Regions from separate parts of the Mus musculus genome. Here all the other regions are linked to region 5. The links are chromatin loops, found by intact Hi-C in ENCODE. Cell type or tissue: left cerebral cortex. All regions are shown on one strand.

Region 1 (5,000 bases), 160 kb after region 5:
ATTTAATAACAGGTTAGCAAAGAGGACCCTGTGACAATAATGAGATCCTCAGTGTAAACCCTTCTCTCTCTCTCTCTCTCTCTCTCTCTCTCTCTCTCTCTCTCTCTCTCTCTCTCTCTCTCTCTCTGTAATTGCTGTTCTCTGAAAGCTTGCGTTGATTCCATCCCCATGGTGTTCTGCCGTGGAGTCTCTAGGGGAGACCATGCTTATTGTGGCATAAATATTAGTGGCAGCACCACAGAGACCATGTCCTCCCTGAGCCTCCAAGCTCCAGCTCAGACTCACTTGAGTTTGTTCTCAAGCCTAGGGAGGATGTAACAGGGATTGAACTGCCAGAATATTCCATAGAGCCAGGCACAGGTTCTGAATATTTCCATAAGGGTGATTCGCTTTGTCTCTTTGACAATGTTCAGTATGGAGCCAGGAACACAGGGGAGTTTAGAGTGGAAGCAACCCTTCAGTTTCTATATCTTTCGGGTTCTTTGCCCCTGCATTTCAAACTGGCTTTCTATAAATAGGACTGCTTGCTCACTCTTAAATCTTACTCACTGTCTTCTGAAGGAAAAAAAAAAAACTTAAATAGGGATATAGGCAAGATTAATCAATCCCTGTTACTCCATCTCCCTCTGTCACCTCTTATCTCATCAGACACCTATTCAGCTGGGTCCATCCTTTCTCTATTAAGTGGACATAAGTAAATATGTAAATATTTACATATTTACATAATCTAAGAGAGTTAATCACCCATGTTGATCAACACAGAATAAATTGCTGATCTCCAAAAATCAAAAGAAGTAGACTATAATCTTTACAACATTAGATCCTTGTATGTAACACTGGTATTTTTAACAACGATTAAAATATAATCTTTCCATGTTATTCTGATGAAATACCAAGTATATATTCAACTCTGCTGCAAACTAAGATATCGACAAGAGACCTGCAGCCATTTGAGACTTACGAAAATAGGAGCAAGACTTTATAGACATGATTAAGGCTTTAAAACTAAAAGGCTGGAGGTTTATTTATTTATTTATTTTTATTCTCAGGAGTTGTTGGGAAGCTTGAATGTCAGATTTGGAGAATTTAAATCTTGTCAATGGAGAACAAGGGTTCCCAGGCCTAGATAAAATCACTGGTTGAGACACCAGCCCCACTGCATCCCAAGAAGGGTACCTGGGGATATCAGAGCAGGCTGTGTCTCCAAGAGAAAGTCCCAGCACATTCCATATGTGAGCGAGTCACTTTTGTAAGACAGTACACCCCACAGTCATCTGTAAAGCACAAACGCTTCTCCAGCCAGAGGCCAGCTGCCTGTCAGAAAGCAGAGGCAGGCTGAGGGAAGCTGCCAGCTGCTCACCCATCCTTTTTATGCAGCTGAGGCAGAGGTTGGAGGGAAGAGAGCAAACTGGGTGAAGAACCCAGGGTGGGAAGGAAGCTAGAAAGAAGCCTTTGAGTGGAGAGAGGAGGAAAGGCTTGAATGGGGTGGAAGGCTATGACTCACTTTCCTCTCTCACTCATTTATCTCCACCCGGACTTGCACTCTGTTTCATACAAAGAACACACTTGGTCACAGTAGACATTTCAGCCCATGCATGGTAGCATCTATTGAGACTGAATCACTTCTCAGGTAACCCTCAAATTGACAAGCTATAGATTTCCCTGAAGCCATCAGAGCACAAGGTTTTAGGAAGGATAATGGAGGCTGAACCTGGCCCTCTGAGCATCTGGGCAGAAGCTGTCTGGCCTTTGAACTAACTCAGGGATCTGCCCTTCCCATTGGCTCTTCATTCCTGCAGCCCAGGTGGAGAGCTTGCTGCCTGCAGAAGGCACTCTGATGCTCCCCTCAGAATTCATAGCAGCATCATACACCACAGGGCTGCCGGAATCTTCATTCTCGCCAAGCGTATAGCAAAGGAAATACAACTTTGAATTAGCTTAGGTTTTCAAAACATTAAGGAACGTGAATATAGTTGAGGTGTTGGGGGGGGGGGGGCAGACAGAGGTGAGCTGAGAATTTCTGCACCTAGATCCTCAGAATATGAAGAGTTAAAGCTGACCCAGAGGAACAGGTGCTGCCCGATTTGCCTGGTGTGGGTGTGGGGCGCGGCTCCAGACCCCCAGAGCCTTGCAGCCACAGCTGCAGGAGATTGACGGACTGCGGACAAGCAGCACGCCAGCATAGCCCCTGTCACCAGCAGCAGAGGAGAGGCCCCGCGGCTCCTGGAATGACATTGGAAGGTCAGCCAATCAGGCAAGGAGCTGCCCCCTCCAAGATGCACGCACCACCCCTGGGCTCTCTGGGCAGTGTGCAAGGGAGGAACCAATGCACCTCTCTGTGGACTATGGACTCCCGACACCACCCTTCCCTCTGTGCATCTTCCGGGATTGGAGACATTGCTGCAAGCTGCGTCCTTCTTTGTATAAATGAAAACAAAGGCTGCAGACCATCTCTGACCTGCCAAACCCTGAACATAATCGCTATGTGTAAAACTCCACCTCCAGAGCTATAGAGTCTGGGCGCAATGAACTTGAGGGACACTGGGGAGGCGGCGTCTCAGGAAAGCCCTATACAAGTGTGTGGAGCGTCCTCGGAGGCAGAGGTTTGCCTGCTCTGTTGAGAGCTTGCTGCATGAGTCTGGCGAGGTTTGCCGCCCACTAGTGTCCTATGGCGGGGACACAATTGGCATGCAGGTAGCAGCAGCTCCGTGTCTCCCAGGCTCACAGTGCCTGCCACCTAGGTCCAGCATGCACCTGAGTGCCATGGCCAAGAAAATGTATATCATATGCCTGGGTAGCCCCAGGGCACCTACCTAGCTTAGGTGAGCCTCACTAAAAAGCCAGATAAATGGGAGGGTTCATTCTAAAACGCCCCGAATGTCCAGCCTATTGCCATGTTAATTATGCTTAACCACATTCACAATCAAGACTTTGTAAATACAGGAAATGGGGAAAGCCATTACTTTATTTTAAAACAACAAAAGACATACATACACTCCCATTTCCCACAGTGCTCATAGATCTTAAGACAGCCCCTCCCCCTTGACATCAAGTTCCTATGGCACTGAGCTGACTCCTGCTGAGCCTTAGTCACCTTCCTTGTTTTCTCCAGACACATCCATGATAAAATATTTTGTCACCTATGTGGACATTCAGGCCTCAGGGATTTAAATGGGAAGATTTTATTTATTTATTTATTTATTTAGGCAAAAATTGCATCCCCCCCCCCCCCAGTAACACACTGTATGCATGGTGCAGAATATGCCCTGTGACTTGCTGAGTATCCCAGACAGCAGGAAACCTTTGGTGACACCCAAGTGGCAAGGAGGGTAGTGAAGGAGAGGAGGCAGATTGGCTGGCATTTATTAAAGGTCTGCCTGGCATTTTGTTTGCCTACAGAAGGCATCTTATAGGGGCATGCAGCTTCTGTGCAAAGCCTAGAAATTTTAGATGAACTCTGAAATTATCAGAAATAATCTCCATTCTCTATAAATATAAGGGAGAGAGATTTTTTTTTTGCTGATATATTTCTAAGGAAAATAAAATTTAAAATACTACTTTAAAGTCTTCAAGATGCACCAGTATTTATTAAAAAACAAAAACAAAAAACCAAAAAACCCTGCTTCTGTGACTGAATAAAATACCGGGTGTCAGGTCTGTAATGCCCTATCATGTGATCTGCAGAGTCCCAAAGGTGCTGCACACCCAGCTTGTCCTTGATAATCTCTCCACCGTCACTCCACCCTCTTCTACTACAGCTAATGAGCCTCCGGGAGCCTGAGAGCACAATGCAGTGAAGCTCAAGATTTCATGGCCAAAGAAAAGTCAATGTCAAAGGTGTGTGTAGAGCAGCGCCAGGATGCAGCCATCACACAGACCATATAAACCTGCAACCTGTCCCCCATTCTGCCTGTTAGGAGGCCATCTCTGCTTTTGTCAGGAGTGTTACACTAGAAAGGACTCACTGGGGTTAAAAATCAAGAGACCCTGTACAGAGAACTGCTGCAGCTGGGTGTGCATGCCGAGTACACAGGCAGCCGCGTGTGTCTGCACACACGTGTGCCTCTGAAGCTGTCCTGGGAATATTCCCAGGGTGTCAGGGGTAGCATCAGCTACCTCACAGGCTCTCTGCACCTTCTCAGGTGAGGTCACTCACAAGCTTTTAACCCATGCAGGCACTGCTCTCTTGCTTCTGGTCTTTGCCCCAAATACCCTCTGCAGCCTGCCCAGCAAGGGTGCTTTAAGAAGCAAACATGCCCCTCATTACTTGCTTTCTACTGTTCAGATGAAGACAGACTGTCTGAAACACAGACTGGACATTTCTGCTTCTTACCCAAATATCCAATTGCATAATATTTTACAGATGAAAAAGAAAATATGGCTATAATGGGCATTTTAGTGTTTGAGGCCTAGCAACCAGTGTGGTTCTTACCACACATTTGGGTACTTTTTCCAAAATGAACATAGGCCAAAATATTGCAATTGCCGACCAAAAATTTAAAAAAGACTCCATTCATATTAGATAGGTAGTATTTAGTTTCATATTTTTGAAATATATTCTGGCCAAAGGCAGCATTTTAAATCAGGTTCATATGTGTGTGTGTGTATATGTATGTATGTATGTATATATATATATATACATATATATATATATATACTAATATTTTGCATAGTATGTCTTAAACACCATCCTTGGAAAATCCAAAAATCTGTGTACACACACACACACACACACACACACACACCAATGTAAAAGCCCAAACCTCTGGAGTCAGGCTTTTTTTCCATGCTTGCTCATATAGAGGAAGGGCCATTTTTACATAAGGCGGCTCCCTGGCCTTCAGCTGATGGGGTCAGAGCAACTTGCCTATGCATTTTACTGCAACAATAACTGATTCTCTCAACAGATGTTAAAAGTCTTGCAAATAATTCTTGCATGACTTTACCCAGGTGCACATGAGCAATCTTTGCATATATTTTCCATGTGGTAGATTTCACTC
Region 2 (5,000 bases), 310 kb before region 5:
CTAGGCAGGGAAAGAGATTCCAAGGCCCCACTCTTCTCTGAGAAGTTATTGATAGTTGATGGTAGCAGAAGGTAGAGTCACTTTTCTTTAGGATTGCTGCCATTGGTAAGTTCTCCATGTCCTCACTGAGTGACCCCATAGCCCTGTGCATGTTGGCAGTACTAACTGGACTCAGGAGGTTAAAAGTTATACATGAAAGACATGAAATGGAGAGGTAGATATGATGAGCTGGTCCTGGAGGAGCCAGAAGAAAAGTGAGGGGTGAATAGCATATCATCAAGATACATTGTAAAGAAAGGACATGAGGGGTGGTTAATCTCAAGATACATTGTAATGAGAGGAGTGAGTGGATAACGTCAAGATACATTGTATACACATATAAAATAGTGAAAGAAACATGAAAATTAAAATTTATAAAAATTATATTATCTTAAATATCTATATTTCTGTCCTTATTCTGGAATAAAGCATTTGCTGTTCTTATTTTATGCTTTGGCAAAAACATGGTGTAGAATCATTACTTGATTTTTCTTTAGGAGCCTAAGTTGAAAGTCCTGTGTGAGCCTGTGCATGTTTCAATCTGGTTCATTTTTCTCATTTGTTCCCTCCTGTATCCTCCACTTATAGTCTACAGTTCTGTGTTTGATTTTTCTCAGTTGCTATGTTATTCAGATCACAGTCTCCTCTTTGCTTCACGGTTTCTGAGAACAGTGTTCCATTATGTTGATGTTTGACTTTAGTTAAGTGCTCTTCCACATTCATATTATTGCTTTGCAACTTATTTGCAACCACAAATGCTATTTAGCACCTCTGCAAACTAGATTTTCCATTTTTAACCTTATCTGTGGGACTCAAGTCCCTGCAGTAGACTGCCTTATTTTTAAAGCTGCATTTTGATTGGCTATTGATGAGCAGGGATTTTTTTGCTATTACTCTGTTAGAAATGGGTTAGCTTAAGGGGATGCATTTGTGACATCATTCCATCTTCTATGCTTTGGATAAGTTCTATGCTATTGCCTGTATTTCCTTTACTGGTACCTCATGGAATTGCTAGCTATCCTGTAGACAAGGCTGTTAATACTGTCCTAAAAAATGAGGAGCATGTTGCAGGAGGGAAGATCAAGGCCATTGCTACCCTGCCTCTGAAGCATCATGCTCACTGATGGCAAACCAACTGCCCAAACCTCCGTGGTCCCTGCCATGTCTGATGCCACCACTATCACCACTGTCACCTCTACCAGCAGCAACATCATCTCAGCTCTCCTACACAGTCCATCTGAGAAACACCTGCTACACAAAAAATATTCTCCTCCATTCTACTCCCCAAACCCTACTCATTCTGGAGGGTAGTGCCTCAACACCTTTCCTCAGACTTACTCAGCAAGAAGCCCTCTGCATGCATGCTGCTTCATAGGAGCTGGCTGTGAGCCTGAGTACCAGGTCTTCTGGGAACATGGTCACTAACATGTCCTCCTCCTGTTCTGTCCACACCAAGGTTGCAACATGGCAGTCAGCAGGTATGGTGCTGGAGAAGTAGCTAAGAACTACATTCTGATCCCTAGGCTGAGAGAGAGGGAGACAAACACACACACACACACACACACACACACACACACACACACACAGAGAAACAGAGAGATATACAGAAATAGGAAGAGAGAGGTAGAGAGAGAAACAGATAGAGAGAGAGAGGGAGGGAGGGAGGGAGGGAGGGAGAGAGAGAGAGAGAGAGAGAGAGAGAGAGAGAGACTGGGCCTTGCACAGGATACTGACACCTCAAAGCTCACCCCCAGTGGCATACTTCCTTCCACAAAGCCACACCCACTCCAACAAAGCCACACTTCCTAATCCTTCTAAGTAGTGCAACTCCCTGATAACTAAGCATTCAAACATATAAGCCTACGGAGGCCATTCTTATTCAAACCACCACACCACTGGAGAGAAACTTATAGGTTTATGCAAAATCCCACCTGGCAAGCACTCCTCTTAAAACACATAAAAGAGTACTTAATGTGCCTGGGAACAGAACAAGCAAAGTAACTCTATGTCCAAGCTCAGGAGCCCTGCAAGTGAGCCCCTTTGCACCTGGAACCTGGTGTTACACACCCACACCTGTGATTTCATAAGTGAGTAATATCTCTTCTCCTTTTCTAGAATCCCTCTGAAGGAACTGTATACTCTGGGGCAGAGGTCACATTTGCCATTATGCTTGCTTCTTGTGAAAGGTTACTTGTTTACCCTATTTAATTATTCCTTTCCCTCCCTGCCACCCCCAGATCTAGTAATGGTCCTGATTTCCTGACATTCATTTCTCTCATTTGCTGTTCTCTGCAGACCTCCTCCCTATCCCTCTCCACCACCACCCCCCCCCCCCCCCCCCCCCGGCAGCTACCATTCCTTTTGGCCTCTCAATCCCTCTCAACCCCCATATCCTTAAGGGCCTCTCTTTGATCTCCATGACAACACTAGTACCATGTCAATCCATTAGAACGGCTTGCAAGTGACTGCATTTTTATATGCCTCTCTCCAATCTTCTTCATCCTTAAAGAAACAGAGTGACAGCAAAGAGGCCAGGATGTGGAAAGGCCCACAGCTCACTCCATCACCATGGATGCTGGTGACTTCCATGGGCAAGCCTTCCTAATGTCTATTCCATCTCTCTTCCCTCCACAGAAACCTTTACAGAATAGTCTTCTGGGGATGGAGGAATATAAATTAACATTTTCCTTTAGATTCCTGCAAATTCTCTTAAGATGCATGCAGTCCTCTGTCATCATTGGGTGGCAACTGTCTTACTCATTTTCTCCATGTTCCACGTGCACAACTGCTCCACAGTAAAGTGCTTCCTACATAAGCTGTGCATCAGGCTGGGCAAGCATGAGCCAGGTACCTCCTTGACACAAGGCTCTGGGCTCAAGGGACCCTGACAAGGATGTGGACAATACCACCTAGTGTGAGGCTTACACTGCTGAAGGTTAGCCCAGGGCACTGAGAGAGGGAAAGGGGGAAAAGAAAAGTTACCCAAAGAGTCAAGAGGACGGTCGGACAAGAGGTTGTTCACCTGAGCCTAGGGGTGACCCAACAGTGATGTGCAGTGGTACACAGCTGCAGAAAACCCAGGTGATCCAGGATACAAGAGCTCAGAAAGGGAGACTCCACACTGAGGAATTTGTGGGGATTCTGGGTTTCATGATGACAAGAAGATACAACCAGACTTTGGTGTTGGAAACTGACGTCAGATTCCCGGCAAGAGCAGCAAACTCTGCTAAAAAAAAAAATGGAGTCGTCTCTCCAGCCCCTGGCATTCCCCTTTTTATCCTTATTCAAAGGTGAAAATTCGAAGCAAATAGAGGCCAGTGGTGTGCAGCAGGGGTCTCTGGAGTCAGGCTTGCTTCATGTCTGTCGTCTATACCCAAGGAAGGGAAGATTCACAGGGCTAACTATGAGCCTCCCATCTACACCTGGGTAATGGGCAACCTTTAACTGAATTGGGGGGGGGGGGTGTCAGGCATTGACACATGGTGAACAGAAGCTCAAAAAGTTGAGATAAGCCACTCTGTTTCCCCTCTCAGGAATGTGGCTGAAGCTCATCCAGGTACAAATGGCAGTAGCATGGCTTATGTGGGGATCTGCTGACCTGGTGAGACGCTCCCCCCTCCCACACTGTTCTTTTTCAAAGTGAATAGATTGGCCACTGGATTTATTTTTATACAAATAAACTTTCCAACCTGGCAGGGCAAACAAGCACGGCACTATTATTTTATGATGGCAAAAGCTGTCATCTAATATCTAAATATAAAACATCTTTTTTTTTTTTATTCATCTTGAGGCTTTCCGCCTGCTTACGCTCTAAGGCTTGCCAAGAGCTGGAGAGAAAGGACCTTGGTCCTTGAGGCAGGCTGATTTTGTGGCTGAGCTAAGCAAGCTTTCCTGAGGATGGTGGAGGTGTTAAGGCACAGAGTACATTCCAAATGGAGCAGTAAGCGGGGTGGTTCCTGTTTTAGATACACACGTTATCTGCAGTGTGAATCTGTGACCCGGATCTCTCTGTGGAGAACAAAGGTTTTCATGAGAAAAGATAGGTATTGAGCATTTTGATATAAAGCTGGGTGGTGGTAAGGGCTCTATGGGTTTCTATTACAAATACTAATTTCCTCCCGACTGGGGGGGGGCTGAACCCCCAATAGAACCTGCACTTCCTGGTCCACCTGAGGGTCCAGAAAAGTCCATTCTACTCCATGGGAATGAGGAGGGCTTTGAAGCCTGTTTTTCTTGACTTGTTGAAGGGGAAGATGTTAGATCTGCTAATACAAGAAGTCCTGACAGTTCCTTACATATCTGTGAGACACATGTGCATTTTTAATAAAGTGCCCATATCCCCAACCATAACCAGTGGATTAATTCATTAAAGCAAATGCAAATTTGTAATCTTTCATAGCCTAAGGATTAAGTGGATGGCTGAAAACATTAAGTAAAATGTATTTCAAGGCAAATTTTTAATTTCAATTTTTGTAGGAGAGAGGAACGTTGGCCTAGGTTTATAATTTGGAAATAAAATGCTACTAGGTAAACTCTGGACACACGTTTTTCTCTAGCTTCACTGTGTCATGTGACATTTACCCCAGGAGGTTGGAAGGCAGAATAAAGGGAATTCATATTAGTCATGGCTTGTAGGCATGAACTACCTGCATGAGGGTCCCTAGCCTGACACTAGTCCATCAACTTTCAGATTCTGGGCAAGTCTTTCTAGTGTAAGGATTATTCTTCATTCACAATGGCTGTATTCAGTGCCCAACATGACAGTATGGGGGTGGTCATCATGGGGCCAGGAGAGAGCTCCTAACCACAGCTGTCCTGGTGCCCACTGAAGCAAGGGCAGGATGGCCTAAGCCAACTTTCCAGTGTGTCACAGTTTCCTAGTCAGAAGGGCGTTGATGGAGGAGGCAGCCTGATGTTTATTAAACATTTACTATGATGTCACCTGCAATGCTGCAGTTTGC
Region 3 (5,000 bases), 280 kb after region 5:
ATTGCAGGGGAGGAAGATTGAGGAGTGGGGCTAATTAAGTCAGAGTGTGGGAGCCTGGGGGAGTCAAGGCTGGATCCAGACCCAGGCCTCCCTAGTGGCCTTGTTCTGGACTGTGAAAGTATAGAACAAAGAAGGTGTGTTCAACCCCACACACAATGCCCATATGTCACCCTCTATCATTATAGCAGGTACATTCAATAGATATCTAGAAGTCTGTGTTTCAATAACTCTTCTAAGTAAATCAAATTCTGCCTTAAATGCAAGAAGGAAGATACAATGCAGAGAAGATTATTTTGAAGACTTGTAAAATACAAATATCAGTTATTATGGCAATCAGGACCACACCACTGATCACAACCACAGATATGATTTGATGACAAAAATTACTGTGTAGTAATAATGACAATAAAATGGGAACCCTCATAAGTGAAGAGATATCCAACACGACATAAATTTTCCTTGTGCTTTCTCACGTGTGCACACGTGTGTGTGTGTGTGTGTGTGTGTGTTATGTGATTTGAGTGTGTATGTGATGGGTATGAGTGTGTGTATGTGTGTGGTGTATGGTTTACATGTGTGTGTATGGTGTGTGTGTATATATGCGTGGTATGTGTATGTGTGTGATATGTGTATGTATGGTATATGGTTTGCATGCATGCATGCATGTGTATGTGTATATATGTCTTTGGTGTGTGTATAGTATATGGTTTGTATGTGCATGTGGTGTGTGTGAGCCTGTGCGTGTGTGTGTGTGTTGTGGAGGTCAGAGGTTGATATCAGATGTCTTCCTTAGTCACTCACTATATTGTATAGTGAGCCAGGATCTCTCACCTGAGCCAAGAGCCTGCTGGTTCTGTTAGTCTAGTTAGTTGGTTTACTTCAGGGATCCCCTGTCTCCGTCTTCCAGGTTCTGGGATTTCAGGGAGCTGTGACACCTTCTTGTGCTGTTGCATGGGTGCTTAGAAACTGAGCTACAAGCAGGAGATCAAGTCAAAGGGAGCCTGGGTAACTAGGAGATGTTGACATCTCACCATGTGTCAGAGTGGAGCAAGCAGACTGTCACTGATGCAGCCTTTCTGGAAAAGCTGGAGGACTTGAACCCCTGAAAGTCAGTGCTGAAGCCCAAAGATGTGTATGCTTCTGGGGGGGGGGGGGAGGCGGGTGCTGTCAGGTATAAGGAGGCCTCTTGCTGTCTGTCAGTGCCCACAGGCTCTGTTGAAACCGAGGTCCCAGATCAAAAAGAGATAAAAGTAGAATGGAAGCCTTTCCCACCCACTTCTCAGCCACATGCAGGTCATATATGCCAGCCTCAGCATGTTCTAGAGCCTACTGATTGGCTGTAGCCATCCATCCACGGTCAGTCGGGGCTCTGTGCCTCCACTTCCCAAGCTGGGACATATTGCTGAGTGGTCATCAGATGGCCAGGAGACCACCAAGGCCTCCATATAGCACCAAACACAATGAGTCTATACCTGCAATGTTTGGACACTGGAAATGACTAAAAAGGAGAATTCCATTCAAAGAGGAGTATTTGTGAAAAATCCACTCACTGTAAACAATCAGCAGATTGTGACTGAAAACTCAGAGGAAGGTGCCCATCATATGTGGTGCTCAGAGGCTGTTGGAACCCTGGATACCAGAGATGCTTGTGAGAAAACTGACACTTGAGAATTCTAAATATAATAATGATTTCTACAAAAACAGAAAAGAAAAAAAGGCAAAGCAAAAGCCATGTACTCAGAATAGAATGTGGGAAGTAATGGAGACTGAGTTGTGCTTGGGCCCACCCTCCAAAGCATAGAGTAACTCTGTCTTGGAATAAGTTGGGCCCAAGCCAGGCAGTGGTGGTGCATTCCTTTAATCCCAGCACTTGGGAGGCAGAGGCAGGCAGATTTCTGAGTTCGAGGCCAGCCTAGTCTACAAAGTGAGTTCCAGGACAGCCAGGGCTATACAGAGAAACCCTGTCTCAGAAATACATACATATATATATATATATATATATATATATATATATATATATATATATATATATATATATACATACATAAATAAGTTGGTCCCTGAAAACAATCAATATTTGACCTAAGGTTTCTAAAGGACCTAAAGATTTTAGGGGAAAACTTAGACAAGTTCTTGTCCTGTAAGCATGAGAACTCCAGTGTGAGCCCCAAAACTCACAAAAAAAGTGCTGGGAGTGTGAGAGGAACACATGGACAATTCTAGCACTGAGGAGGTGGAGACAAGAGGATTTCTGGGTTTCACAGGCCAGGTAATATTTCCTATGTGGTGAGTTTCAGGTCAGTGAAAAACCCTGTCTCAAAACAACAATGTAACCACAGTGCTTGAGGAATGACAGCTAAAGCTGACCTCTGACCTCTACATACATGTGCACTGACCATTTCACATGCACACAAGAAAAAAAAGCAACCTTGTCACATGACATAAATTGTCGATATATACACATGATCATGCTTTGAGAGCCCCCTTCCCACACTCTTGTCTAAACTCATACAAGAACATGACTGCATGGGAGCTTGAAGCCTGGGTGAGAGCCAAGGACATAGCTGGTCCTGGTGCCACCCTTTGTTTCGAACACACTTTATATGTGAGGGGCTGTCACCTCAACATTAGTCATACTTCCCAGTAGGGACTCCACCAGCAGAAATGCTCAATCACTTACGTGCTAACTACAACTACACATCAAGACACAGTATGCTGCCACAACATACCCAGTATAATTGTATCATTCTGATAGCATGATTCACCCCGTTCTTCCCAACAGAAAACAGCTCACCAGCTAATTACTTCACCACCTCCTAGGCAAGAATGCTCACTAGGCCCCCGCCAAGCCTGTAGGCACTCCAGACACAGCTGCTCTGAGCTTCCTCCACAGCCTCCAGGAAAAGTCATGGTGAGTCCGAGGCTCTCCTACTTCAGCAGGGTGAGGAAACGTCTGTGTGCGTATGTGAGAAGCAGAGAAAGGGGGTGCTTTGGGGTCTCGGGCCCCATCCCACCTCCAGGACAACCATCACATCCATCACCCTCACTTTTGACAACCAGAATCTTGAGATGTTGTCAAGAGCATGGGAATTTTAGGTGACGGACATCTAATCTCCCCATGACTTTTCCCGGCAGGCAGAAAAGCCAAGATGGCAGTGAGGCCCTACACACTTAGCCTTTCCATGCAACTGTCTTCAGTCTCTCTGGCCTGGTTCTGGGGTTTCTGCCCCAGGTCACTGGCTCCAGCGTTCTGCTCCACAAACAAAAGTCTCCAGCTTCCACACTTAAAGGCTGTTTTCTTCAAATGTCTCCAAGGGCAAGGCTCTGACTTGATCACTTATTTCAGAACCCTTCCTCCCTGGCCCTCATGTCCAGTACAGCCCTGCCTTCCCCATATTTTCTCCTTCTCCCTGAAGAACACAGAACATGGCATCCCCCACAATTTCTCCGTGTGCTCATGTGTCCTCCCATCTGTTCTCTGTATGCTCTAGGAGGGTGGGTTGCAGCTGCTTCTTCGGCACCTTGGAGAGCATCCAGGGCCCACACAGCATTTGTGCTTGGAGCGAGTTGCTCTCCCAGCTGTGAGTGAGCTCCAGCATCAGGCTCTCTGCTTATCCTTTAATTGTGGGTTACTCCCACTAGACAGAAGTGTGTCTTCCTTCTTGCCCAGAGCCTAAGCATTCTATATGCTTTGGATATGGGAATAGAGGGATGGACAGATGGGTCTATTAGATGGACCTAAATTATGCCTAGGGCTATGCCCTGAGTCAGATGGGGGGAAATTCAGCCATCATTTCAGTGTGCTATATACACACTAACTATGCTGACCACAGACAAATGATAGTTTAAAAAAAAGAAAGAAAGAAAGAAAGAAAGAAAGAAAGAAAGAAAGAAAGAAAGAAAGAAAGGAAGGAAGAAAGAAAGGAAAAGTCCTTGAGTTGGCACATCCCACTTTCTTCTAGGATGTAATTAGCCCTGAAGTTGCTTCCAGTCTGTAAAGCCTTTTATTACTCTGCAATTCTATCTGTCTCCTTCTTCTGCCTTAAACAATAGGTGGAATATCCTGAAGACATTCATAGAGCCTCAAGTCCCACCCTCAAGTCCTAGCCCCACCTGTGCCAGAAAACACAAAGGGCTCAAGTCAAGCCAATTCCCTTATATACCCAACTGTCATACAATGGAAAGTAAATAACAGGCCAACCAACTTTCTCCTGGCCTCGTTCTTAGTTTCCCTCAGACCTCAAGAGGTTCTTAAGAGTCCCAACCCAGCACTCATCCCTGCAGATAATTTAGCTACTATTGCTATATTTATGTCTCAAGTTTCTTGATAATTTAGGGGTCTCCAGCAAAATTTTAGCAATCTTAACTTTCTTTAGCCTAAAAAGACAAAAGGGAGAGAGAAGGAAAGAAGGGGGAAAGAGAGGAGAAGAGGAGGGGAGAAAGAAGAAATAATGGACTAAACTTTATATGTTACTTGAAGAAAAGGAAGGAAAAATAAAGAAAACATCTACAATACTTTAAACGTGGCGAAGAACACTAACAGTCCACACATTTGTATTAGAATTACAGTATTTTCCGTTTAGAGACACGAGACAAGTTAATTGCATAGTTACCACGAAATAAACTACGTGGCAATTACACAGTAACTCCTTTAGAAACTGTAGTAATTACACTGAACTGAGCATTCTAAAATAGAGCCAAGGTACCAAGTTCATACACAATGAGATGCTCAATCTGAGACCAGGCCTTTCTGGGAGAACGCAGTGTAGGCAACAACCTCTGGTGCTGACTTTAAAGATGATGTATTTATAAATATAAACATGTTCCCAGGCAGGGCCCTTAGCACAAGATGTCTTTTCAGCCAATGACAGAGAACTCAGTGAAGGAGTGCCAGGCAAGGAGGAAGTTGACAGCAATGCCTTGTCTGAAGGTGACAATTCTCAAAGAAAAACATGAGCAGTGGAGTTGGAGAGAGAGTGGGGTTTGCTGGCTTAAAATCT
Region 4 (5,000 bases), 91 kb before region 5:
TGATTATTTATACATTTAGGTTAAAAATGTATTAAAAGGCAGAGGTATGGAAGAGCTGACATACATATATGCTCAAATAAGCACTGATTCCTAATGATTTTGCCTTACTTATCAATTAGCAAATATTTATCTAAAAATTTCTGAAAGGTTTTCCTCTTCCTTTAAATTAACGTTGAATCTATTCACATAGTAAGTAGGAAAACCAGCACCTTTATCAGCCAACCTGTGATAGATAAATGCGGTTTGAGATGTTTAATTATTAATTGCATAAGAATCAATTTATGTATTTAATTAGGATATTTTTATTTGGAAGGGAAAATAAAGCCAGATGGTCAATATGTTTATTTAATAGGTTAACTTTGCTCCATTATTTAATTTTAAAAGGGCCCCAACACATGAATAGTGATGCCTGCTATTTGGATATTCCAAAGGAAGGTGCCTGGAAGGGCTTGTTTCAAGAGATTAGGCCACCAGTTTTCAATGTTAAGAACGAGATTGTGTAGCAAGCCTGTTAAGGAAGGCCTACAGTATGGTGAGATGCTTAGAGGAGAAATGCCATTCAGAGGGATTGTCACTCAACTTATTGTTTTTTTTAAATTTTTTTATTAGGTATTTATTTCATTAACATTTCCAACGCTATCCCAAAAGTCCCCCACACCCTCCCCCACCCACTCCTCCACCCACCCACTCCCACTTCTTGGCCCTGGCGTTCCCCTGTACTGAGGCATATAAAGTTTGCACGACCAATGGGCCTCTCTTTCCACTGATGGCCGACTAGGCTGCCTCACTGATAAGTGAATATTAGCCCAGAAACTTAGAATACCCAAGATATAAGATACAATTTGCGAAACACATGAAACTCAAGAAGAACGAAGACCAAAGTGTGGATACTTTGCCCCTTCTTAGAATTGGGAACAAAACACCCATGGAAGGAGTTACAGAGACAAAGTTTGGAGCTGAGACAAAAGGATGGACCATCTAGAAACTGCCATACCCGGAGATCCATCCCATAGCCCCCAAACACTGACACCATTGCATACACTAGCAATATTTTGCTGAAAGGACCCTGATATCGCTGTCTCTTCTGAGACTATGCTGGGGCCTAGCAAACACAGAAGTAGATGCTCACAGTCAGCTATTGGATGGATCACAGGGCCCCCAGTGGAGGAGCTAGAGAAAGCACCCAAGGAGCTGGGGGTGGGGTGGGGGTCTGCAACCCTATAGGTGGAACAATAATATGAACTAACCAGTACCCCCCGGAGCTTGTGTCTCTAGCTGCATATGTATCAACTTATTGTTTTAATAAATAGTATTATTGACTGTCAGTTACTGTTAACGCTCTTATTGCACCTACTTTGTCAGTTAAACATTATAGGTTAGGTTATAAATATAGGAAGCTGTACAGTATGCACAGGGCTTCTCTAATTCCTTAGCTCTACTAATATAGGAGGCTTCTGGAATGAAAGGGTCTTGAAAACATCCCCTGTAGCATTTCCCCAAAGAGTACAGTGGTTTTTACTGAACTTTGCAGCCAGAGAGGCAGTCCTAATGGATAAAAGATGTTAGATACAGGTCTCCTTTTAAGAGGCCCCATGTCCCACCTTCTAATCTTCAGTAGTTTTCCTACTTGGAAACAAAATCTAAATCCCAACTTGTAAGTTGATGTTTTCAGGGCTAGAGGGATGGTTCTGGTTAAGAGCATTAGCTATTCTTCCAAAGAACGCATATTTGATTCTTAGCCCTACATGGTGTTACACAACTGTCTACAACTCCACTCCCAAGAGATCAGATGCCCTTTTCTGGCCTCCAGATGCATCAGATACATGTGTGGTATATAGGTATACATGTAGGCAAAATAGCCATGCACATGAAACAAAATAAAACATTTCTTCCTGCTTCACCCCCAGAGAGAAAGTTTAGAGAATCTTTGATGGGTAGAGCTTGCTAGATGTGTTTCCATGGCTTGCCCATCATGACTGGGCAGTGTGTGGCTGGGTGGGCTTTCATGGCTCACCCCATCCTGACTGTGCCTCCTGCTCCTAGGGCTGCAGGGAGAGATTGCACACTGGAGACTACAAACCTCTGTGAGTCATATCCTTAGTGGGAGCATCTGCAGTATCTTAGTGCTTGACTCCTTCATAAGTTAAGGAGTTAAATAAAATCTTTGACTAAGAATCTTTGTTCCTTTATTAATTTGGTGCAAGTCACCAAGTACCTCTTAGAGAGAGTCCAGGCAGGCTTTCTTTGTGGCTTTCTGCATGCTGTCATCTCTTGTAGCTGGCTCCTTCCTTGACCAACCAAGCTGGATGCCAAGCAGGAAACACACACCTCTATTCACCCCTCACAGAGCTATGGACATAAGGCCTTCGTGGCTGCTTGACTTTATGAGGCAGAGACAATAGGAAACCTGCTACACACAAGAATGCAGAAAACTAAAATCAAAAGGCAGCTTTCCCAGGTGTCCCCTTTCTGGGGGTCACCAGCACTGGCAGCTGTGTTTTATTCCTAGTGTCAAAACTTCTCTTTTCTGTCTTTCTACTTCGCCATGTCCTTGGAATGACCTTGAAACTTCCTGATGTATCTTTACAGACCTTTTTCAAGACCTTGTTTCTGATATAGAATTTCACAACTAAATGTTGTTCTTGGCCTTGTACCCATCCTGAGCTAATCCACAAAACTGTCCAGATGCCACATCGAAGAAAAAAAAAAACTGCATTTCCTTTCCATCCACTTTCTAAAAACAGGAACCACCACATTCATTTCTTAATTTTAATCGGCACAGAAGGAAAAACAGAGAAAGCTAGCCTTTGTTAGCTCTTACAGAGACTTGTAATAAACAAATGAAATTAGCTGGAGAGATGGCTTGGTGGGTAAATTACTTGCTGTATAAGCAAGGGGATCCTCAGAACTTGCATAAAAGCAGGGCACAGTTCTAAGGGATTTGTAACCTCAGTATTCCAGGAAAGGGAAACAGAGATTGCTAGATTCTAGGGGCTAGTGAGAACCAGGTTGAGGGAAGGACCCTACCTCAAAACTAAAATGTAAAGCAACAGAGGAAGACACCCAGTGTCAGCCTTTGCTTTCCACATGCACACACATGGGGAGCTCACCCACATACCCATATACCACACATACAAAAAACCCAACTTAAAAAATTATATGTAGGCAAATTTAAAGAATTAGCTATGCTGAACAATTGGTGAAATTCAGTATAAACTTTTTATTATTTATATTTATACATTTAACTTTAAAATGTTTTGAACATGTTTATTTAAATATAAAGTATTGAAATTTGAACAGAATTATTGTACATTATATAATATTATGTATCTCTGTAAATATATACAAACACACACACACATGTGCTCAGCTCTCATATGTATATGCAAGGAGCCTATAAAATATCTTTTGAAAATTAACATTAAATTTAATGCTACAATTATTAAATATTTTAAGGTAGAACCTTGCTAAAATCTACTGAATATTTTTATATTGCCTGTATATCAAATTATTTAAGACAACTTATAATTATGTGTCCTGTAAACTCACTGTAGTGAAAATAAAATAAGCCCTGAAGTATGGTGGATGTTGACAAAGCAGATCTTAAGAATACCACTCAGTCCCTAGAGGTCAGTCCTAGATAGCTGGGTGGTCATCTGAAGCCATGCCTAGCCAGTGGATCACACAAATGGAAACCATGCTTCCTCAGTGGAGCACACACCTAAGCCATGCTTAGACTGTGGATCACAACAGTGTGGGCCATCTTGGTATGTCTTAGAATGTGGGGTACAGCCTAGGATGAGTACATTTTCCTGACTCACACTATGCCCTGACCTCTGCGTCTGGCTGGTTCTGCAAATTCAGTGTCAGGTATAAGGCAGTTTGTGGTAATGAACAATACATGAGAAATGAAATGGCTATGGTGACACCATCTTGTCCTAACTCTGCCTTGTTTCTGCCAAGAAATGCTTCAGCCTCTCATCCCCCAACAGCCATATCTACTTCCGCAACAAGGGGCTGTCCCTGACCTGGCTGTTGTCCAGACATATTAACCAAACTAAGTGATGTTTGGGCAAGCTAAAACACCAAACTAAGATAATTGAGAGGAAGTATAAATAAAAAATAATTATTGCTGTGTAGTGTTTGGAAAATACTGCTAAGCTTTGCAAGAAAACAGATGCTACTAGATACCCCAACCCTTCCCTGATGCAGCCCTCCCCTGCCCCCCACTTGAGCACTGGTGTAATTGTGGTTTTTGTCTTTTAAAATGCTGTACCTCTGAGCTTGGGCACCAAGAATCTGAGGCATAAGCCTGCTCTTGGTTGTGGGCTAATAAAAGGACTCATATATGTTTAATTGGTCTAATTAATGTGGGTATCAAGAACAACCTCCTGTGGCTCACTTCAGTAAACAAAAGAAGGAGGAAGGAAAAGAGAGGAGGAGAGAAAAGAGGAAAGGGGAGATGGCTGGAAATACATGACCTTCAGCATTGGCCCTGGAGGCCTTTCCTCTTGATAGTCTCAGCTTATACTCTCAGCTTCATGCATTAGCCTGGAAGACCATCAGGTCTAGCCTTCTGACCCACAATACAGCAGTGCTTTGCATTGAAATGGCTTTTTAGGGCATGACGTAAACTAATTCTAGAAGGCGCACCGAACATCCCTCCAATTTCTGAGGTGACCTGAACTGCGTTTCTGCAGTCATTCATCATCAGGCAGAGTTGAAATGAGCCTCATCGGAGTGGACGTTTGTAGGGCATCAGCACCCAAGAAGGCTCCTCTGAGCTAGAACTGATTCATGGCTCCTTGGAGGATGCCTTTCTGTTACTGTCAACCTGCCTCGGGCTTAGGAGCACTGGACTGGACATAAGCAATTGTCTCCTAGCAGGCTGGGAGCTCAGGGTAAGCAAAGAAAAACCAGCCACAAAGCTGAGAAAATTGGTAAGTTTAAATAGAAAATCTTCAAATAGGATCTGTTCTCTCTCTCTCTCTCTCTCTCTC
Region 5 (5,000 bases):
CTTTAACACACCAGTTGTGGGGTGTGTGTGTGTGGTTATTTTGTATATGTGACAGTCAGAATGTATATGTCTGTAACAGTGCCCAGTCAGTGGCATGAGATGTGTGAGAGATGCAGACACAGGGAGCTAATCATCACCTCTTTCCAGCTCTTTATACTACCACAGGCCTCAAATATAAAATAGACAGTCTTTGCATGTGTCCTTGGCCTAGATCTATCTAAAGAATAAAAGAAACTACTATGTGCACATAGTATTTTAATTTTTGTGTGTGTATGTGGTATGCATGCCTATATGCAGGTGCACTTATGTGTGTTCATGCATATGGAGGCCAGAGGACAGCCTTAATTGCCATCCATCAAGTATCGTCCAGTGGTCTAGAGACCACCAAGTAGAATAGGCTGGCTAGCTCGTGAGTCCCAGGTATCTGCCCATCTTACTGCTGCAGTGCTAGGGTTGGGGTGGAGGTAGGTGATCTCTACTACTGCAGTACTGGGGTTGTGGTAGGGGTAGGTGCTCCTCTGCTGCAGTGCTGGGGAGGGGGACTCCACCCCACAACTGTATGCCATAATACTCTTCTTCCTACCCACCTTTACATTCAGCTTCATGTTCTCTCAGAAGAGAGTCACAAATCTACACCCTAAGTCTGAGTTTGTTCTGCCCAGGAATTTTCTGCACAATTGTACTTTGTCTAATCTAATTTTCTGCTTGACTTAGTAAATTCTTGTTGACTTAATTTGAATATTATGAGTGACTAAATGTTATCTAGTTAAGATGAACCCTCCAGGTAGACAGGCTCAAAAAAAATCACTGTCGGGGAGTAACAAGGCTGGCTGGGTTCTTGTTGTTATTTTGGTTTTGTTTGTATCATTTTATTTATTTTTTCTGTTTCAATGAGAACTTCATATTTTATAGTGTAGCCAGGCTAGCCTGGATCTTGCAATAACCTGCTCTATGAATAGCCAGGGTTACAGGCATGTACTACCATGCTGAGCCTGGGAACAGTGATTTTTAAATAAAATGTAATTCACTCTATTTTTATATAATGAACATTTCTCCATTTTTCACAAGTATGAAGTAAAATATTATATCTCTTAAATTACCCCAATATATAATGAAATTAATTATTTAAAAGAAAGGAAATTAGGTTTGTTTGCATAACTTATTTTCAGTGAGCCCATTGTGTCTTGTTTTCATTAGCACTTTATTAAATTTCTACTTATAATAAGGCTACAAAATAATCAGCTCTAGAAATTCATTTTCCATCATATCTGTAAGTGTTACAAATGTGGCCATGAAGACTTCTATAGTCAACAAATCTTTCTTTATTGTAAGATTAAATTTGAACTGGAAACTATTTTTAAACAGCTCATACGAACAGCTAAATGCCACGAAATTTAATGAGCAAAAAGAAACTGACAGGTTCCTGGACACATACTCCATTAACATGAGGCTAAACCATGAATGAAGGCAAAATTGATAACAAGTAATAATTGACACAGTAATTTAAATTTATCCCCCCAAAGTACCCAAACCAGATAATTTCTCTGTTTAATTCAACTAATCATTGAAAGCAAAGTAATACCAGTTCTACTTAAATTAACACAACTGTGAGTTTTTGCAAATAGATCCCAGAAGGCCAGCACTACCATTGACACACAAATCAGAGAAAAACACAAGAAGACAGAAAGTTGTCAGCCAATATCCTCAATGAACATTGGTGAAAAAAATTCTCAGGAAGTTAGCAAACCAAATCCAATAGCACATTTAAAAATATATTTGCCATGAGCAAACAAGAATTACCCTAGGGGTACAAGGATGGTTTAATAGCTACAAATCGACAAACAACACATCACATTGGCACGATGAACATCTATGATAAAACCTGAATAGATGAGGCACAGAAGAGAATTCAACACAATAGAACAGTGTGTGTGTGTACATGTGTATGCATGTGTGTGCACATATCCATCCATATGTGTGCACATATCCATGCATATGTATGTGCACAGCATGTATGCATGCATGCGTGTGGGAGTGTGTGTGTTTGTGCATGTGTGTGTATGTATGAACAGCTGGCTTTATGTTGAACTGAGAAAATCTTAAGGCTGTCAGCTTCATGTGTAGAACAAAATGAGAATATATGCCTCAGTATTTTTATTCAGCATAATACTAGATGTTCTTCCCAAAGCAATCACTCAAGAGAGAGAAACAGAGGCAGCTGGATTAGAAGAGTACACAAAACTGTCATTGTTTACAGATGATATGGTCTATTTTAGGAAATCTCAAGGGCTACACCACACACTCCTAGATCCAGTAATGAAGTCAGCCAAGATACAGATGCAGAGTTGGCTTGCACAGAAGAGTGGCTTAGATGTGTGAAAAGCACCGATTTCTGAAACAGAAAGTTACCTCTTTTCAACAGCTGAAAAGTACACCAGGAAAGAAACTTAACAAGAGAAGTAAATTGTCACAGCAGCATCTACGAAACACCAACCAAAGAAACCGAAAAAGACACAGAAAGCAGAGAGAGGCTTGATGTTCGAGGATTACAAGGATCATTACTGGAGGAGTACTCAGCTAAATGTAATGTATAGACTTGAGGAAATTCCTACCAAAATGGTAATGGTGATCTACGCACCACTGCAAAGAATAAGGCCAATGTTTACAATGGAGCCACAGAGGAAAATGTAAAAATCCTGAATAGCCAAACACTCTTGATAAAAGAAAATAAAGCAAAATGCTGGAAACAGACATGTAGACCTGTGGAATAGAACAGGGATAATAAGTAAATCTTCAGCCAATTGAGTTCTGACAAAGGCACCAAGAACATACACTAGAGGAAAGATGGTCTACTAAATAAATGTGCAGGAGGAGCTAGCTGTCCATAGGTAGAAGGAGGAAGTCACACAAAGCATTCAAAATGCACTAAGAGAGCAAATGCTTAATAGTAGGGCTTCAAACTATGCCATTTATGAAAACTTAAGAGCCATGCTTTCAGCACATTGGGATGGACAATGATTTGGAACAATAACCCCCCGCCCTCAAAGCATGGCAACCAAAAAAAAATATGCAAGTGGGATTCCATCAAGCTGATAAAAGCCTGAGGATTTTTTTAAAATCATAAATGAGAGTGATTTAAACATTTACAGCCACACAGCTCACAAATTTAAGTCTGTGCTCACACGAAGCCTGCAAATGAATGCCTATAATGTCCTCACCCGCAATCTCTCATAACAAAGAGCCCAACCTTTCTTCTCTTCCTGTGAGAAAATAAACAGTGGTCTATCCAGGCAGGGGAGGATCCCTCAGTAGGTACAGACTTGAGACAGATGCATCCAGGGAGAGAAGCCAGGCCACATGGGCTGCCTCCTGCACACCCAGATATCCTCCTTGCTAAAAGCAACATATGGGATGAAAACCACAGCAGAAGCTGCGAGGGCTGAGCGTGGATGAAAAGGATGCTGTGGGAAGGAGCAGACACCTAGGCATATAACTGAGGCTAATAAATAATGAGCACGCCTGCTACTCAGCTTTACACACACACACACACACACACACACACACACACACACACACACACACAGAGCATCCTGTCAACATTGTCCTGAGTACATATGAGCTCCACCCTCAGATTTAACCAATTAAATGTAGAGTCATGGGAGGCACAGTTTTGAAGGTGAGGAATTCTGGAAGAACCCTTAAAATACACTTAAGCAATTCTAGCAGAATTTGTGAAAACAGCCTTTACAGTGGGGTTAAGAAGCAGACTTTTTTTTTTTTTTTTTTTTTTTTACAGAATAGAGACCCCTTTGTTTCTTAAGATGTTTCCTGAGCACAGTGAACTTATTAGACACTTTGATGTCACAAAAATTGTGATGTGCATATGTACAAATGATCTAAACATGGCAAAAAGCAGCTATAATAAAAAAAAATCAATAAAGCAGCTTTTTTAACAAACACATTCTGCACTGGATCAAAGAGAATGCCGGGCAGCTACATGGTGCAGATCTGACACCCATTAGTTTTCCATTTCAAGGAGACAGCTTGGCAAGAGGAAGGCAAGGCCTGTCTGTAATGTCTGTAATGAGCTTCTCTGGGGCAGATGTAAAGCTGCTTTTCAAACAGAGAATAAATACATACATACAAGCCAGTGTGTGCCTCCTCGTGGAAAACTCACCTTCCAGGCAGGCTTGAGGAAGAGACAGATTCAAACCCCTTCAGCAGGAATCTCCCACCCCAGAATGCACTTCAAATGTAAATGTTTGGTCAGGAGCAAAACCTCCCCTTGGGTATTTTTGTTTTCTTCTGGTTTTAGTTTTTTAAGGCATTATCAAATAAAGGAGGAACTGGCTGCTAATGAGAGCTTCCCTGAACACAGCTCTCCACCCAAGGTATGTGCTAACAAAGAAGCTTCCACAAATATGGGATTTTTTTTAAAAAAGGAGCCTATTGGGGGTTTTATTTCTAACAACCAGTCATTTCAGGGGTTCACACAGATGGACAGACACCCATGCCAAGTTCTCACCCAGAGTTGCCTGGCTCAGTGACACGCCGACATCCCCAATAGCTCTCTGGGAGATCTCACTGAGCTTCAGTTTCCATCTTATTGTCCCGAGAACCAGACCTTCCCAAAGGTTGGGTTAAGAAGAAGCAAAGTGCACCTGAATCCCAGTCCCTCCATCTATGCAGTGACAGCAAGAGATGAACGCAAGGGACTCAGAGACAGTGATTTGCTTTTCTACCTGCCAGACCCAAAAATCCACCCAAAGAGGAATGCCACCAGCCCTAGCAGAGGACAGCTAGACTGAGAAGTTCACGGGACCCTAGGAATGGTACAGGTATGACACTGAGTGGGAGACATGAGACAAGCCACATCTCCAAAGGGTGTCCCCTTTGGAGCCTGGAAAGCGTGAACAGTCAGCATTTCTGTTAAGTCACTTTCAGGTACCTCTCCATCCACCCAGTCTCCACAGCCCTCAGGCTCAGGCCCTCCTCCTGGC

What was found. Hi-C counts contacts between places; a loop is a spot of excess contacts. Peaks named below come from ENCODE experiments on the same cell type or tissue, not always from the same donor. Only the 100,000 strongest peaks of a DNase experiment are listed, where the experiment ranks them.
Region 1: it touches region 5 in a loop (4-fold over the local background); 6 of 42 quality-filtered maps call a loop at or near these places.
Region 2: it touches region 5 in a loop (2.1-fold over the local background); 4 of 42 quality-filtered maps call a loop at or near these places.
Region 3: a loop joins it to region 5, with 8 times the contacts of the local background. A loop is called at or near these places in 3 of 42 quality-filtered maps.
Region 4: it touches region 5 in a loop (2.8-fold over the local background); 2 of 42 quality-filtered maps call a loop at or near these places.

The regions. Positions count from the first base shown.
Region 1 is chr16:97,163,362-97,168,361 of GRCm38, forward strand. The region is part of intron 1 of Dscam (DS cell adhesion molecule); the gene reads right to left. Among named protein-coding and RNA genes, the nearest start is that of Dscam, 4.9 kb to the right of the region's middle. In left cerebral cortex, a CTCF peak has its summit at 2,661 (motif pointing left); DNase peaks (open chromatin) are centred at 425, 1,399, 2,630, 4,072 and 1 more place; H3K4me3 peaks cover 2,171 bases.
Region 2 is chr16:96,687,813-96,692,812 of GRCm38, forward strand. The region is part of intron 16 of Dscam (DS cell adhesion molecule); the gene reads right to left. Among named protein-coding and RNA genes, the nearest start is that of Gm32509, 29 kb to the right of the region's middle. In left cerebral cortex, no CTCF peak of the experiment used is centred here; DNase peaks (open chromatin) are centred at 2,757 and 3,958; H3K27ac peaks cover 1,135 bases.
Region 3 is chr16:97,283,408-97,288,407 of GRCm38, forward strand. No RefSeq gene overlaps it. Among named protein-coding and RNA genes, the nearest start is that of Bace2, 71 kb to the right of the region's middle. In left cerebral cortex, no CTCF peak of the experiment used is centred here; DNase peaks (open chromatin) are centred at 2,817, 3,522 and 4,931; H3K27ac peaks cover 427 bases.
Region 4 is chr16:96,908,297-96,913,296 of GRCm38, forward strand. All of the region lies in intron 3 of Dscam (DS cell adhesion molecule), which reads right to left. It overlaps Gm32432 (a long non-coding RNA gene), which reads left to right. Exons shown (of 2, transcript XR_876307.3): 1 at 1-5,000. Among named protein-coding and RNA genes, the nearest start is that of Gm32432, 28 kb to the left of the region's middle. In left cerebral cortex, no CTCF peak of the experiment used is centred here; a DNase peak (open chromatin) is centred at 2,135.
Region 5 is chr16:96,998,955-97,003,954 of GRCm38, forward strand. All of the region lies in intron 3 of Dscam (DS cell adhesion molecule), which reads right to left. Among named protein-coding and RNA genes, the nearest start is that of Gm32432, 120 kb to the left of the region's middle. In left cerebral cortex, no CTCF peak of the experiment used is centred here; DNase peaks (open chromatin) are centred at 2,405, 3,393 and 4,113; H3K27ac peaks cover 496 bases.